Regions from separate parts of the Homo sapiens genome. Here region 1 is linked to region 2. A link is a loop called in an ENCODE intact Hi-C map of the cell type or tissue named here. Cell type or tissue: mammary epithelial cell. All regions are shown on one strand.

Region 1 (8,000 bases), 180 kb after region 2:
CCGAAAGATCAAATACTCTCCTGAGTCCTTCTTTTCTCTCCACGAACTTGCCAAGAATTCTGGGATCAACTCTATTTCCATAAAACAGGAAGAGAGAAAAGGAAAATTATAAGGCCCCTTGGGGTCACTGGTATGTGGCTATAGTTCGTCTTTTACTGGTCTCTGGTAATATTTTCACTCACCTTTGTGTCCTTGACTTATAGCCTGTAACATTTCACCATTTCATAGTTACAGCTCTCTGTATTACATACAAATGCATGGCACAGTTCTGACACAGATGCCTTGTGAATATCTAGGCCTGCATTGTCCAATATGGTGAGCACTTAAGGACTAGAATACTTGCAATATGGCTAATCCAAATTGAGATGTACTGTCAATATAACATACACTGGATTTGAGAGATTTAGTACACAAAGGATAATATAAAATGGTGTATCAATAGTATTTGATATTAGTTATTTTTTGAGATGATAATATTTTGGATATACTAGGTTAAAAAAAGGTAGTGTTAAAATTAATTTCATTTTTTGATTTTGACTTTTTAAAATGCAATTACTACTAAATTCAAGATTGCATATGGGACTTGCATAATATTTCTATTGGACATTGCTATTTTAGTCTTTGGTGTTTTCAGGTTACTTGCATAGACTACATCTTTCCCCATGATAATTTCCTCTCTGGTGAACTTGTTCTTTATTGCTAGCACCCTTCAGTTCTGACCATCCTAATTCATCAGAGACGTTCAAATATTGACTCCTAAGAGCAAAAGGAGTCAGAATCTAGGTTCTTTTTATCTCAGGAGGTTTCTTGGCCCCTATGCAAATTTACTTGTCCTTGCCTTATCAACTATGCATATCAATGGGAATTGGGAGTTCACTTTCTTGTTCATTATACATGCATCCCCCTGTCTTCCACTGAAATTTAAATCTGTTCTAGTGATTTTTTCTCAGAACAGAGACAACGTGCTGTCCCCACCCAGAAAAAGGTAATGCTCAAAGCTACATAATTTATCATGCAACATGACAAGCCACTGGATGCCTATTTTACAATCTGGATGCCTATTTTACAATCTGGATGCCTGTTTTACACTGGATGCCTATTTTACAATCTGTAAAATAGGCAAAGAGCTGCATGGCAATTTGCCTAAGTCCAGAAGGTGGCTAAAATTGGGACCAGTAATAACAACAAAAAATAACCAGGAGGAGATGAAACAGTTAAGGGTGTTTAAATGGTGCCCTCAGTTCATCTAAGAAAGAGGAACAGAAAGAATGAGCTCATGGGGATCAAAGATGTGGCACTCCCAGAAGCATGTGAGAGCTTCAGGCCTAACTTGTGCATAACAGAGTTGAAGAGCTGACACGGTGCTTACTAACTCATCAGAAGCAGAAGCGCCCTGGTGATTCTATGCCACACCACCATTCCCCAGGAAAATGTTCTCCACTGAGACAAAATCCTTAAATTTTTAGAATGGCCTTATTATGGATTACAGCAAACATCTCAGCACATCTTTCTCAGCAAGGATCTCAAAACAGCATTGGGATGGCCTTATTAATAGATCCCTTACGAAAACTCAGAAAAGTTAGAGAGGCACTCAGAATCTTCCTAAAATATGAAATGTTGAAATCTGGATTCTTTTTTTACCATGACTGCAAAATGTAAGCCACTACTTGGGCTCACCTTGTTGAATCAGATTTCTTCTACTTTGCCATTTTGATGATATCACTCCCAGGTATGTTTTTTTCTTTTTTTTTCCTTTTCTTTTTCCTTTCTTTTCTCTTTCTTTTTTTTTTTTTTTTTTTTTTTTGAGACAGAGTTGTGCTCCTGTTGCCCAGGCTGGAGTGCAATGGCACGATCTCTGTAGGCTCACTGCAACCTCCACCTCCCCAGTTCAAGCAATTCTCCTGCCTCAGCCTCCCGAGTAGCTGAGATCACAGGAGCCTGCCACGACGCCCAGATAAATTTTTGTATTTTTTTAGTAGAGATGGGGTTTCACCATGTTGGCCAGGCTGGTCTTGAACTCCTGACCTCCAGTCATCTGCCCACCTATGCCTACCAAAGTGCTCACTCCCAGGTAAGTTTTTGAAGTAACTACTCTGAAAATACCAGGCAACTTTTTAATCTATTCAGTGACACTGCCTACAGTGGCCCTCCTTACCAGCTGCAAAATGTTGAGATGTTAAAAGAAGTCCTAATTTTTCAAATGAGAATGGAAAGGAGGAAGAGACCTTGACTTTATTATACTGCTTGGCTGTCATATGCCAGGAAACATAGAATTTGGGGTATGCCTACAATGCATAATTAAGGTTGGAGATTGGTAATGGTGGAATGGTTTGAAGTCCTGGGCTGAGACAACCAATGGACTAACGATGAAGAAAAGGCTCTTCTGCTCAGAATAGCCTTCTCCCCACTTAAGTCTCTCCTAAAGAGGATCATCAGAGCAAATCTGTGACTAACAATTCTAAACTTGAAGTGGAGACAGATGTTCACAAATATGTATACGAATATTTAGCTAAAAATAACTAAAATAAGACAAAATGTCTTATTTTCAGTAGCTAAAAATAAACTAAATGCTCACCAACAGTTGATGGGCATAAAAGGGTGGCATATTGATTCAGTGGAATACTGTTTAGCAACGAAAAGTAACATACTACTCATAAGCATAACTAAATTGACAAATCTCAAAAAGGTTATGTTTAGTCAAAAGAAACTGGAACAAAGAACTGTATATTGTATGATTCCATTTATATGAAGTTCTAGAATAGGTAAAACAATTATGATGACAGATTGTTATTATTTATTAAACAATTATGACGACAGATATTGGAGCAGTAATCGTCTCTAGGGCATGACCCTAGAGAATTGACCAGAATGAGGTACTAGAAGGGACCTCTATAGGATGACGAAAATATTCTGTTACTTGAGGGTTTGGATGCACAAATTTATTATGCATTTGTTAAAGCTCATCAAAATGCACATAAAATCTGCTTTTTATTATATGTAAATTGTGCCCCATTTAAAAAAATGGTAAAAGAAAAATGCTTCATACCCTTTCCCAAATTTAAATGGAATTTCCTTTTACAGTAGCCATCAAGAGTCTATAGATTCACCCCGATGTTAAGAGCTTATCAATTTTATCAATCTTATTGCCTTCTCTTCTCCACGGATTCTTTTTTTTGAAATTGTCTTTCACTGTTTTCCTAAGAAACAGGCAGAAATTGAAAAGTAACTGAACACAAATGGGATTTTCTAACCAGAGAAAATGCCTGTCCAAGCATTGGCCTTTAAGAGAAGAGAGAACAATTCTCCCTTCATCAGATATCTAATTTCAGAGACTGTTTTAATGATAATTGGCCTTTAATGATTTCCTTCACAACTAGCAACTAACATTTGAGACAGAATTTAGAGTTTGAAAAAAAAAAAAAAAAAATCTCAGGTTATTCCAGTCACTGTTTTACAGGGACTGGCATCTGAAAAAAGCATCTTGTTTTTCCAACAGCAACTAAGTTAAAGATAACATGGCTTTAAAATAGAGAGATAAACTGGTTTTACTACATACTTTGACCATTTTCTTCATGGTTAGTCAGCAGTTTAATCTAGCCTTTCGTTCATGTCTTCGAATTCATCACATTCACACAAAGTACATGATGACTAAGTAAATCTGAAAATAAAGTGCCCAAAGGCAGATTATTTGCCACATACTTTATGATATTTAAAATCCTGAGAAGGTAAGCAGTCTTGTCTCAGTTGATGTAAAAGTGGTCTTAAACACACATCAACTACGAAATCCTACTAATGCTAACTGATAATAACATTGATGTTCCAATTTCCTGACTTGTTGATTGCCAGTTTGGCTAGTTTTCTTTGACCTATAGTCGTAAGATGGTGATGACGTTGACGATGACGGTGGAAAAGCTTATGAAAATGTTGGCTATCAAGAAGATTGTGAGCAGTGAATTTATTTCCTACTGCAATTTTACACTAAAACTTTCACATGGTGACTTGTTTTCTCTCCATTCTTTTGCTCGTATTCTCTTACAACATCAAGATTATGTTCTGTGCCTAACAAGCCCATTCAATGTTGTCTTCCACAGCTTTCAGACAAGCTCCTTTCCAATTAGTGAAACTTTTCTTCTTCCCATCAAATGATAAATACATGATTATTCTGATTTTAATATGAACATTCCAGCTGGCATGAAAATAACTCTCTAATTGCAAAAGAACAATTTATTACCTTTATATGCATTTTTTTTTTTTAGCATCCATTGAGTATTTATGTGGCATAAGGCACTATGGTTGACAGACATAAAAGTACATACCCATTAACTAATTACTGATGCATTAATATATGTATTGATATACATAGAGATAGAGATGATAAAGCTATAGAAAAACTATGAAATCATGAGCAACTGAATTTGCTGAAATGGCTGTATTATTGGACATTGGTTTTCAAAAGTTCAAACGACTGCAGTGAAAGTTTTTATTTTAAGAGCAATCATTGAAAGAATCAACTGACCTTGCTGTTCTCTGTCTCAAGTCAGAAAATAAACAGAGAAAGTGTATCTTAGTGGTTTGCAAGTGATTCAGAGCAGGATGCTCAGCTATTAGAAAGTCATCGATTCGGCTGGAGGAAATGAGTTGGCTGAAGCACGAGATATAAGCCAATGCCCAGGATTGTGAGGTCAGGGCAGGATGCCAAGATGAACTACATTTCCTGGCAAGAATTCAAGCTCATTGCCAAAGGCCTTGCTGTTATTCTGAATCCAGGTTTTGTAACCTTTTCAAAAACTCTTACCTTGATATTCAATATTTTTCATTCAACCTTTCTATTTTTCAAGATGCACGATATTAGTATGACATTTATATAAATTTAAATGCAACCTAAAAATCCACATTTTAAGTTAAAATCCATTCACTGCTTTAAGGCTATTTTTTTTAGGGTGACAATCAACATTGTCCATTAACTTTATTTTCAGACATATCTCTCACCCTGGAAAATAAGCAAGCTTGCCAGGAATGTTACTCAGAAAAAAAAAATTAATGGTTCAAAAATATTAAAGCCGTTAGCCACTGCTGACCAGACTGCTTCAAATAATGTGTATTGGGAAGGGTCATGACTGGATGGGAAACCAGCAGACATCAGTTCTATTCTGGGCTTGACTTCCACGTGACCTTCTCAATTCACTCAATTTTTCTGTGGTTCAGTTTGCTCAGGTTTCAAAAAAATGGAATGATAATACCAGGATGTTGTGGGGAGTCATCAGATTAGCAAGAAGCTTTGGACTCTTGAGACACACCTAATGTAGAAATAGATGATATCCAAGACTTGCCTCAGAACAATACATCTTGTATTCTATGTACTGTATTCTCCTTTTTTCTTCTCTCATTGTTTTAAAGCCCCATGAATTATTCCTTTCAGACACTGCATTGTTGTTTTGAATTGTTGCTCGGTAACAAATGATGAGATAAATGTTTCAGGGGCGTCCATGTGAAGAGACCACCAAACAGGCTTTGTGTGAGCAATAAAGCTGTTTATTTCACCTGGGTGCAGGTGGGCTGAATCCGAAAAGACAGTCAGCGAAGGGAGATAGGGGTGGGGCCGTTTTATAAGATTTGGGCAGGTAAAGGAAAATTACAGTCAAAAGGGGTTTGTTCTCTGGTGGGCAGGAGTAGGGGGTCACAAGGTGCTCAGTGGGGGAGCTTTTTGAGTCAGGATGAGCCAGGAAAAAGACTTTGACAAGGTAATGTCATCACTTAAGGCAAGGACCGGCCATTTACACTTCTTTTGTGGTGGAATGTCATCAGTTAAGGCGGGGCAGGGCAATTTCACTTCTTTTGTGATTCTTCAGTTACTTCAGGCCATCTGGGCATATACGTGCAAGTCACAGGGGATGCGATGGCTTGGCTTGGGCTCAGAGGCCTGACATTCCTGCCTTCTTATATTAATAAGAAAAATAAAACAAAATAGTGTTGAAGTGTGGGGGGTGGCGAAAATTTTGGGGGGATGGTATGGAGAGAGAGAATGGGCGATGTTTCTCAGGGCTGCTTTGAGCGGGGTTAGGGGTGGCGTGGGAACCTAGAGTGGGAGAGATTAAGCTGAAGGAAGATTTTGTGGTGAGGGGTGATATTGTGGGATTGTTAGAAGAAACATTTGCCGTGTAGAATTATTGGTGATGGCCTGGATACGGTTTTGTATGAATTGAAAAACTAAAAAATGGAATAAGAGAAGGAGAAAAACAGGTATAAAAGGTCTAAGAATTGGAGGACCCAGGACATCTGATTAGAGAGTGCCTAAGGAGATTCAGCGTAGTCCTGCCAGCAAAGATTATTTACTTCAAGAGTTTAGAGTGGCAGTTTGGGGATAGCACCAGGAGATATCAGCTGTGATGGCTTGGAGAAACAGTGTAAACCGGCAGTGTAAACAAGAGCAGGGCATGTATGAGTAGTTGAGAACGGTGAATAGGAGTATGACTGGACAGAAGATAGTAGGGATGACAAATTTTTTGGGGCACAGTCTAAGTTGGTCTGGTGTCTGGAATGAGACTGGGGCCTAATAAAAAGGAGCATCTATACAGGAGCTCAAATGGGCTGTACCTTGTAGCATTCCGAGGACAGGCCTGAATTCTGAGAAGGGAAAGTGGTAAAAGTATTGTCCAGTCCTTTTTAAGTTGGTGGCTGACCTTGGTGAGGTGTGTTTTTAAGAGACCATTAGTCTGTTCTACTTTTCCTGAAGACTGAGGACTGTAAGAGATATAAAGGTTTCACTGAATACTAAGAGCCTGAAAAACTGCTTGGCTGATTTGACTAATAAAGGCTGGTCTGTTATCAGACTGTATAGAGGTGGAAAGGCTAAACTGAGGAAATATGTCTGACAGAAGGGAAGAAATGACTGTGGTGGCCTTCTCAGACCCTGTAGGAAAGGCCTCTACCCATCCAGTGAAAGTATCTACCCAGACTAAGAGATATTTTAGTTTTCTGACTCGAGGCATGTGAGTAAAGTCAATTTGCCAGTCCTGGGCAGGGGCAAATCCCAGAGCTGATGTGTAGGAAAGGGAGGAGGCCCGAACAATCCCTGAGGGGTAGTAGAATAGCAGATGGCACACTGAGAAGTGATCTCCTTGAGGATAGATTTCCATGATGGAAAGGAAATGAGAGGTTCTAAGAGACGGGCTAGTGGCTTGTAACCTACATGGAAGAGGTAATGAAATGACGACAGAATAGAATGGGCCTGTGAGGCTGGAAGGAGATATTTTCCTTGGTCTAAGAACCATTTGCCTTGTGTGGGAAGAGATTGATAGGTGGAAGTTTCAGCAGGGGAGTAGGTGGGAGTGACCGATGTGAAGGAGAAAAACTGGCCGTGAGGGACAGAAGTTGGAGAGCTAGCTGCTTGTCTAGCCACCTTATCAGCATAAGCGTTGCCTAGAGCAATGGGATCTGACGCCTTTTGACGCCCCTTGCAGTGAATGACCCCAGCTTCCTTTGTAAGTAAAGCGGGCTTGAGTAGAGTTTTTATTAAAGAGGCATTAATGATGGAGGACCCTTTTGTAGTGAGAAAACCTCTTTCAGCTCATACGACCGCATGGTGGTGCAGAATATGAAAGGCATATTTAGAATCAGTATAGATATTGACGCGTAGTCCTTTTGCAAGAGTGAGGGCTTGAGTTAAGGCAACTAGTTCAGCTGGCTGAGGGGTAGTGGAGGGGGTCAGAGTGGTAGCCTCAATGATAGATGTGGAAGATACTATAGTATAGCCTGCCTTTGCTGGTGAGTGGCGATTAAGCCTGGTGGAACTGCCATCAATAAACCAAGTGTGATCAGGGTGAGAAACAGGGAAGAAGGAAATGTGGGGAAATGGGGTGAACGTCAGGTGGATCAGAGAGATGCAGTCATGAGGGTCAGGTGTGGTATCCAGAATAATGTGAGAGGCCGGATTGAAGTCTGGGCCAGGAACAACAGTAACTGTGGGAGACTCAACAAAGAGTGAGTACAGCTGAAGGAGC
Region 2 (8,000 bases):
TAATCTGTACAACAAAGCCCCATGACACAAGTTTGCCTATGTAACAAACCTGCACTTGTACTCCTGAATGTAAAGCAAAAGTTTAAAAAAAGACCTAGAGACTCTTCCCTCCCAGTCCCATCAGGTCCCTCAAGGAAGCCTCTTGCTGCAGTCTAAAGACACACACATACATGAAAGCACAAGTTAGTTAAGTCATTTGTGCTATATATTGATGAACAGCAGGACATACAATTGACACAGGGAGACGGAAAGTTTAGGTTCACATTTCTAGTTCTTTCTTTTCCTAGCAGACCTACATAAAAAGCCAAATTATAATCAGAACTTTGCCTGGTGGGAATAAAATCAGAGCAAAGGCTGTTTAATGGATTTGGAAGTATAGTAACATCATGGGACAGTCTGATATCTCCATCTTCCATTTGGGATGCTTTTGCCAAATGAGAATGAAACAGTGTTATTTCTTTCCTTCCTTAAAGATCTATGATTTCATAAACCTCAGTTGCTAAGATCAAGTTCTCAGAATAGAAGGGGTTAGGGGAAAAACAATTTAAATATTTTACTAAATACACTTAAAAGACAGAATGGATTGGTATTGTAAAAGTATTCACTTGCTTTGTAAGCCAGATTCATGGCTATGAAACCCTGCTCCAATAAATAAGCTTCTCCTGGATTGCTTTCTTCCTTGTTCAGGAAATATTACTGCAGCATTGCAATCTGCTGAGACCAAATATTTCACCAGCTTTATGTTGTGCAGTGTGTACCTCTCTTTCAGCTTTTTAAACCAGCTTTTTCTGGCATGGTATTTGTTGGCTTTTGCATGTGTGTGTGTGTGTGTGTGTGTGTGTGTGTGTGTAACTTTTTCATAGATCTCAAAAAAATGTCCAGCTGTTTCACAAGTTACAAACACATTGCCTGGCTCTGACTGTCTTTTGGATGGATTTTAGATAAGGTGGCTAGGGAAGACTGAATTAAATTTAAGCAATTAAATGAAGGAAGGAATCATTCAAAATTTGGGAAAAGAGAATCCCAGGCCAAGAGACTAGTCATTGTAAAAACAGAAAGAAGGCCAGGACCAGAGTGGAATTGCATGAGTTGGAGAGAGGTGGGGGATGAAATATACTGGGGCTCAATCACATGGGGTTTCATGGGTCATGTGAGGAGTGTGGGGGTTTGTCCTCAAGGTGATAGGCAGCTGCTACAGATTCCAGAGTATTTGATCATTAGCATGACCTTGGAGAGGGCTTGGATCACACTGTACTCAGCGGTTGTGTGGTTCCCTTTTTTATGTTTCCATGCTGGTCAGCTTACTTGTGGCCAAAGTATTTTTTTCTCTAGATACGTTAATGTCTTCATTGAGGTTAGCCTTCATCCTGCTGGCCTCGGGCCCACTCTGTTTCTGGGAGGTGACTTTGCATATCTCATTCTAACTGTATTAATTTTCTAGTTTAACTCTTTGTGGTACAATTTCTTAGTTCTTGGGGTGAATATCACTATTACCTTGATACCCATGTACCAAAAATATTATCATACACACAGTTGCTTTAGGAATTCAGGCCAACAACAGGTTTTTAAAAAATGCTGTTTGGAGTCCAGGTGTGTTGGGAGCTCTAAAAGCAAAAGCCAGACTGAAAACACTCAGCATTCTGAGAGAGAGAGAGGGAGAGTTAGAAATAGACACTTACGTCATCCGTTTATTCCCTGCATTGATGCAGTCCAGACGGATGATGGCCTAGCATTTTGGATTTGTCTGCTTTCCTTATTAATTCTCCTCTCAATTCTGCTTTTATTATCTACAATGACAATGACACACTATCCCTAGGCTGCTTCTAAAGTCATCTAACTGTCACTAGAGCAATATAGGCTGGCATCTTTTTGCACAGTAAACAAATTAAAGTGCTCCTGGTATCTGAACATCTTGATTAAAGCATCATTGTCATTCTTATGATTACTACTATTTTTTGGAAACCTACTGTGTACAAGGCATAGTTAATAGCTTTACATAAAATATTTCACTTAATTGTTGCAACAGTGCTTTAAAGCTGAGGGTCATTCGTTGAATATACAGAAAACGAAAGGAGTCCGAGAGTGCTAAAGCACATGTCCGTAATCAAAGTCTATTTCTAAGGCAGACCTGCACATTCATGCATCCCAAGCTTCACCCACTTTATTCTGTGCATCCCTTTAATTCCAGACTGTTCTCGACTACCTCCCTTCGAAAGGCTTTTTCTTCTCCCTGAGATTTCCATTCACCTTTGCTTTCTCTACTCAGAGCCTGTCTTCAAAATCTTTCAAGGTTACAATTACTCTTTTTTTTCTTTTTTTGTCTCTCTAATCTCTGACGTCACAGACTGTCATTGCTGCAGGAGGCCTTGGAGATTATTTTCTCTGGATGTTGCCAATCTTGAGTCTCCAAATAGTCGACTTCCAGCTGTTTTCAATATTCAGAAATATCTAGTTAAATCACAGCACTGTTTGGTTTGTACAACTCAAATATAAAGTTAAACAATTATTACTTGATGAGTATAATTTGTCTAGTAGAGAGACCCATGGTGGGGTAAGTGGAGAAGAAAAAAATTTTTTTGGTGAAAACTCAGAAATAATACCAATTTGGTCTTGTTTGCTCTTTTATAGATGACTCAACTGATGTCCACTGGGAGGAAAAGTGAATGTAGATTAAGGTTTACCGTGAATACAAATTAAGCTTAGGTTGCCTAACTATTCTATCTTTCCAGAGAGTGGCAGAACAATCATTCATGGAGAATTTATTGTTACTTCCAATTGAATAGCACTGGCTATTAAAAGTTTCTGCTTTTCTGTAGTTTTTAACCTTTGGTTCAAGTTCTCTGGAGCGTCACACAATGGCTCTTGTTACTATTACAAGTGATGCCTTTCAGCCATGGGGATATGAGAGTGATGGGCTCACTGTTAGATATGCCAGCACCAGGAAAGAGGTTATGGCCATCTTCATGCAGACCATGACTGATAAGTCAATTGTTTTCCTTAACAAGGTCTATGAGCCATGTGCAGTGGCTTATGCCTCCTAGCTCTTTTGGAGGCTGAGAAGGGAGGATTCATTAAGCCCAGAAGTTTTAGAGCATCCTGGGCAGCATAGTGAGACCCCATCTCTTAAAAAAAGAAAAAATTTAGTCAGGTGTGGTGTCATGTGCCTGTGGTCCCAGCTACTTTGGAGGCTGAGGCTGGGGGAATCCCTTGAGCCCAGGAGGTTGAGGCTGCAGTGAGCGATGTTTGTGCCACTGCACTCCAGCCTGAGTGACACAGTGAGACCTGTCTCAAAAAACTGAAAACAAACACACACACACAAAAACAACCCGCATGAGTCTCTCTGTCATTTGACGCTGTTTGCTGCTTCTGCCACATGTCTTAGAGCTTTGAATTGCAGATGTACTTAACTACCTGAACTTCTGCCTATGTCCTGGGTTCCTTCTTTCTAGAGTATTCTCTGTCCTACTCTCTTCCCCAGATTTACTTCCTCTGGGAAGCTTTCTACCACATAAAATGACTGGATAAGTTCCTCTAATACCTGCTTCAATTGTACCTTGAGTGTTTTCTTGTATATAACATCCAATTATTTTTAGCGACTCATTTCTCTCTCTTATTACTAGGACTGTGTGTTCCTAGTGGCCAGGAATGATATTTTACTCTTACTCTCTTAGCCTTAAGGTCTAGTGCTTGACTGAGATACATAATGGGTTTCTAGTGAAATGAATGACTGGATAAATGAATGAATACATTTTGCAATAACACAATTTTAACCTCCTTGTCTTTTCCTTCATTTACTCACCTAGAGCTCTGCGTAGCATTGCAAAGCCCCTTCCAGTGTCTTTTCCAAGCCCATGCATCAACTCGACTTATACTCTTTCATTATCATGGCAATAGGAAGTGGGAAGTTTAGAAGGAAGAGAAATGGGATGAGGGAGGGAGGAACAGAGAAGGAGTAGCCAGGAAGAGGTAATCACATCAGAATAAAAAAGTTTATTTCATTGATGAGGAAACTGAGACTGAGAAAGGAATGTGACTTACGTAAGTCACACAGGAGAGACCAAAACCTCGTTTTCTGGCTGCCGACCCTATGCCTTTCCACTGTATATGAATATTTCAGCAAGTGCATCTGCCACACACAGACAAAGACATACTGGTTCATTTCCAAAGACAACAATCTCATTGTCAGGGTCATGGGTTGAAATTTAAAGAATTATTCCTGATTTCAACACAGCCTCTCACTTGGAGCAATGACTCAGGCTAATTTTGCAGGCGGCATGTTTTCCTTTGAGATTTCTCACCCGATCTGTTCCCCATCTCCTAGATTGCATAAGGGTAATGATGAATTCCTTGACTGGATCCCAACTTCCCGAGGCTCAAAATAATCACTGTTCTGTTTTCCATGGGAGATGAAGATATATATTAGGATTTTAACATTCTTTGAATATCCACTTTGAAAACAGGAGACATCCGCGGCAGGTGGGGCTTGCAAATGATATTTCTAATCAGATGTTCATCCAGAAAGTAATTAACTTTAGGAAAGTAAAGGCCCTAGAGGCTTCTGAAAAGATTTCCTTACTCTCAATTCTCCCTGAGCATTGCTTGATATTTGCCTCCCCCTGAGCTGTAGAGCCCAAAGGGAAGATGAGAAGCAAGTCCTGCTGATATGGATGCGGATCACATTTGCGTGACTCAGAGCTGTGGGGTAAGAAGCCTTTCTTCCAGCTGTCCTCTCACCACCCCAACCCCAGAGCCCTCAAGGTTGTGTTTTCTCATGTTTGTGAATTGCTCAGAGCTCTGCCAGGCTTTTCAGTTTTATCTGGCCTTCTGCCTTGGCTGCCTTGCCTCTCCTTTTAGGAAATCCAAGGGTGGAGAAATGAATAATCTGTTTCTGAAGTCAGAGAGACATGAGTCTAAGCCCTGGGTCGCCACTTCCTAGCTGGGTAGCAGTGGGCGAGCTGCAGCCTCTTTCTGAGTCTCTGTTTCTTACTGATGACCTGGGTTATTAGAGGACCATTGAGACAGCCCACCCATAAACTCCTAAGAAAGCACTCGGCTTGATGCCTACTTCCTAGAGGTTTCTCAGCAGTGTTCCTATTATTGCTAGCTCCATCCTGTCTTTTTGTGATAAAACCATGTTTGGATAGAGTTTGGCTAGTGCGTTAGTTTCCTAGGGCAGCTGTAACAAAGTACCATAAAGTGGGCATCTTAAGACAACAAAAATGAAATGTCTCACAGTACTCAAGGCCAGAGGTCCTAAATCAAGGCATTGGCAGGGCCACGCTCCCTCTGAAACTTGTAGGAGAGTTTTTCCTTGCCTCTTTCTAGCTTCCGGTGGTTTGCTGGCAATCGTTGGCATTCCTGGGTTTGCAGCTGCTTAACTCCAGTCTCTGCTCTTGTTGTGACACGGAGATCTCCCCATGTGTCTCTGTCTTCACATGCCATCTTATAAGGGCACTAGGCATGAGCTCATCTTAACTAATTACATCTGCAACAGCCCAATTTCCAAAAATGGTCGCATCTGAGGTACTGGGGACTAGGACCTCAACATATTTTTATTGTTGACACGATTCAGCTTATACGAGGTAAATACTACATTATATGCTAAAATATTTTAGTCTATTTAGTCAGTGTAAAATACAAACTTCTGTCTTGATTAGATTTCACTTGGGAAATGTATAATTTATTTGGCTTCATTAGTCTACTTTTTCGTCTTTCTCCTCTATTCCAAGCCTCCTAGCCACTCTTCTCACTAATCCATGATTCGCTCAGCATCCAGTGTTCTCTCCCTAATATCTTCTCCTTTCTAGAACAATCATCTGTCCAGATCAGTCATCTTTTTTTTCCTAGGATGAAGGTCAAATTTCTCACCTTCACACAAATTCTCTTTCAGGAGCTGCCCCTCATTTACCTGTGGGGTGACTAACTGTCCCAGTTTGTCCTGGAATGCCCTGGTATTAGCATTAACATTTTTGCACCCTGAGAAACCCTTCTGTCCTGGACAAGCCAGTTTTCACCCTGTTACTTTTCTGCATGTTTTGGCTACAGATACTCTCCGGCTATTACAGATTTTGTCTTTCCACATGTGTGTTGCATTGGCATTAGCTGTTTGCTCATTGTGCTCTGCTGCCAATTACATGTTTCTTAGGGGATTGAAATCCAGACAAATCTGGGTTTGAATTTCAACTCTTGTGGCCTTAATAAATGCATACTTTATCAGTGTCCATCAACATCAAAAAAAAAAAAAAAAGCAAAAGGGGCATAAAACTATATATCCTTTGGTTGTAGTGAGGGTAAATTAGATATGATGAATAAACCACCTGGCAGAGTGCCTGACAGATACTGGGTATTGCAGAAATGGTAGATGGTTTTTCACTGGTTGGTATGTGTGTATACTGCAGCACAACTGTGTTCAGTAAGTGCTTTCTGAATGAAAGCTCAAAGCTCCAGAGCTCGAATCTCTTGAGCAATGATCTTCCTATCTGTCATTTTCTCTCTCTGACTTAAATCTATTCTCTCAGAGGTTAGCCTTACTAAAAATTTGGTTCAAAGCCTTGCCAAGTAATGTGAAATATGACAGATGTATTTCCTATGGATCTTTTACTCCTGGAATTTTCCATGTGTCAATAATTTCCTACCCTCCAGTAGATTTTGATCTAGCCAGATTCCTTGCCTGGTCCATGAAGGGAAAACAGAAAACTGAAAGACCTTGAACTCCTTCTTGTACTCCAGTTCTCATGAACTCAAAACACAAACTCATTTAAAGTTAGTGTGGCATCATCAGCTGAAAGCTGAGAGTAATTTAAAGGCTTTTCTTCTCTATCAGCTCCCTGAGCCCCTCCAAACAGAAGCATTTTAAACTGATGCCTCTTGAGAGTTCTGTGTATGGAGTGCTGAGAATGAATGAGATTGTCTCCCACCCCAGAGGGTAGCAGAAAAATTCTGATTGTGGCCAACTATCTTCAGCTTCTGGTTTTCCCTAAGATCCTTATTGTAGGGCCACTTGTTCTTTTTATCTAGTAGGTATTTGATGTCATGATGAGATTAATAATTCACAGAGTCTGGGCAGTATTTTTCCACTGAAGGCTGCGTGCAGAAAAAAAGCAGAGTGCTGGCAAAACCCGAGGGCTCCTGACGAGGTCAGATGCCTTGTGCTTCAGCAAGTGCTCAGAATCCTCAGTAACCCCTTCCTTGCTGAAAATGACACATAGAAAGGCAGGGATTTTTAAAGGACTTTTTGCTTTCTTGGCTGGGGTTAAAACGAGTTCAATTAAATAGACCTCTAGAGATGGCCGAACAACAACAGTGACAAAATGTAAATAAAATTTTAATTATCACTTCCAAATAATAATTTAAGAGGGATTATCAAATCATATATGATTAATTGTTATAGATGATGAGAAGGTTAGTAGGGGGAAGAGGAGGTGTGATCCATGACTCTTATTATTACTAGTGCTTATTGTGATTATTCCTAGCTACCATTTCTTTCAGTTCCAGGAATTCTGCATTGCATATGATATCTCCTCTGATTTTTACACCAATTTTTGGGATAGACAACATTATTCCCATCTAAAAAATGCAAAAACTGTGGCCAAGACAGTCAACAAGGCTTTTCAAAGGCCACAAAGGTGATAAGAGGTGGAGCCAGTGTTTGACTCTAGAGTTATATATCTTTGGACGTATATCACTGCTTTCTACATGTACTATGTCACCTTCCAGTAATAATTAAAAATTAATTGTCATGAAAAGGCTTCTTAGCATTTCACAGGGATATAAGAGTTTTGAGACCACTTATATCCTTTTCTACTTGCTTCTCACAGCAGCCCTGGGCAGGAACAGGTTGGGGATGACTACCTCCCACTGGCAAACGTAGAGCTTGGAAGGAGGTTAAGTGATTCCAAAGCCAACTAATTAGTGATCAAGACATTCCTAGAACTCAGAACTTCTGACTCCACCACTAGACTATTGTACTCTGTGTTTTAGAGAACAGAAGGGCTTATATC

The links. Hi-C counts contacts between places; a loop is a spot of excess contacts. Peaks named below come from ENCODE experiments on the same cell type or tissue, not always from the same donor. Only the 100,000 strongest peaks of a DNase experiment are listed, where the experiment ranks them.
Region 1: a loop joins it to region 2, with 6 times the contacts of the local background. A loop is called at or near these places in 4 of 110 quality-filtered maps.

What each region holds. Positions count from the first base shown.
Region 1 is chr4:14,164,474-14,172,473 of GRCh38, forward strand. LOC124900670 (a long non-coding RNA gene) reads left to right here and starts at 1,368. Exons shown (of 2, transcript XR_007058058.1): 1 at 1,368-2,071. RefSeq lists enhancers at 1,208-1,257, 5,652-6,223, 7,282-7,947, 7,948-8,000. In mammary epithelial cell, no CTCF peak of the experiment used is centred here; DNase peaks (open chromatin) are centred at 3,618, 4,608 and 5,238; H3K27ac peaks cover 2,609 bases.
Region 2 is chr4:13,984,356-13,992,355 of GRCh38, forward strand. No RefSeq gene overlaps it. Among named protein-coding and RNA genes, the nearest start is that of LINC01085, 120 kb to the right of the region's middle. In mammary epithelial cell, no CTCF peak of the experiment used is centred here; DNase peaks (open chromatin) are centred at 4,256 and 4,756; H3K27ac peaks cover 1,948 bases.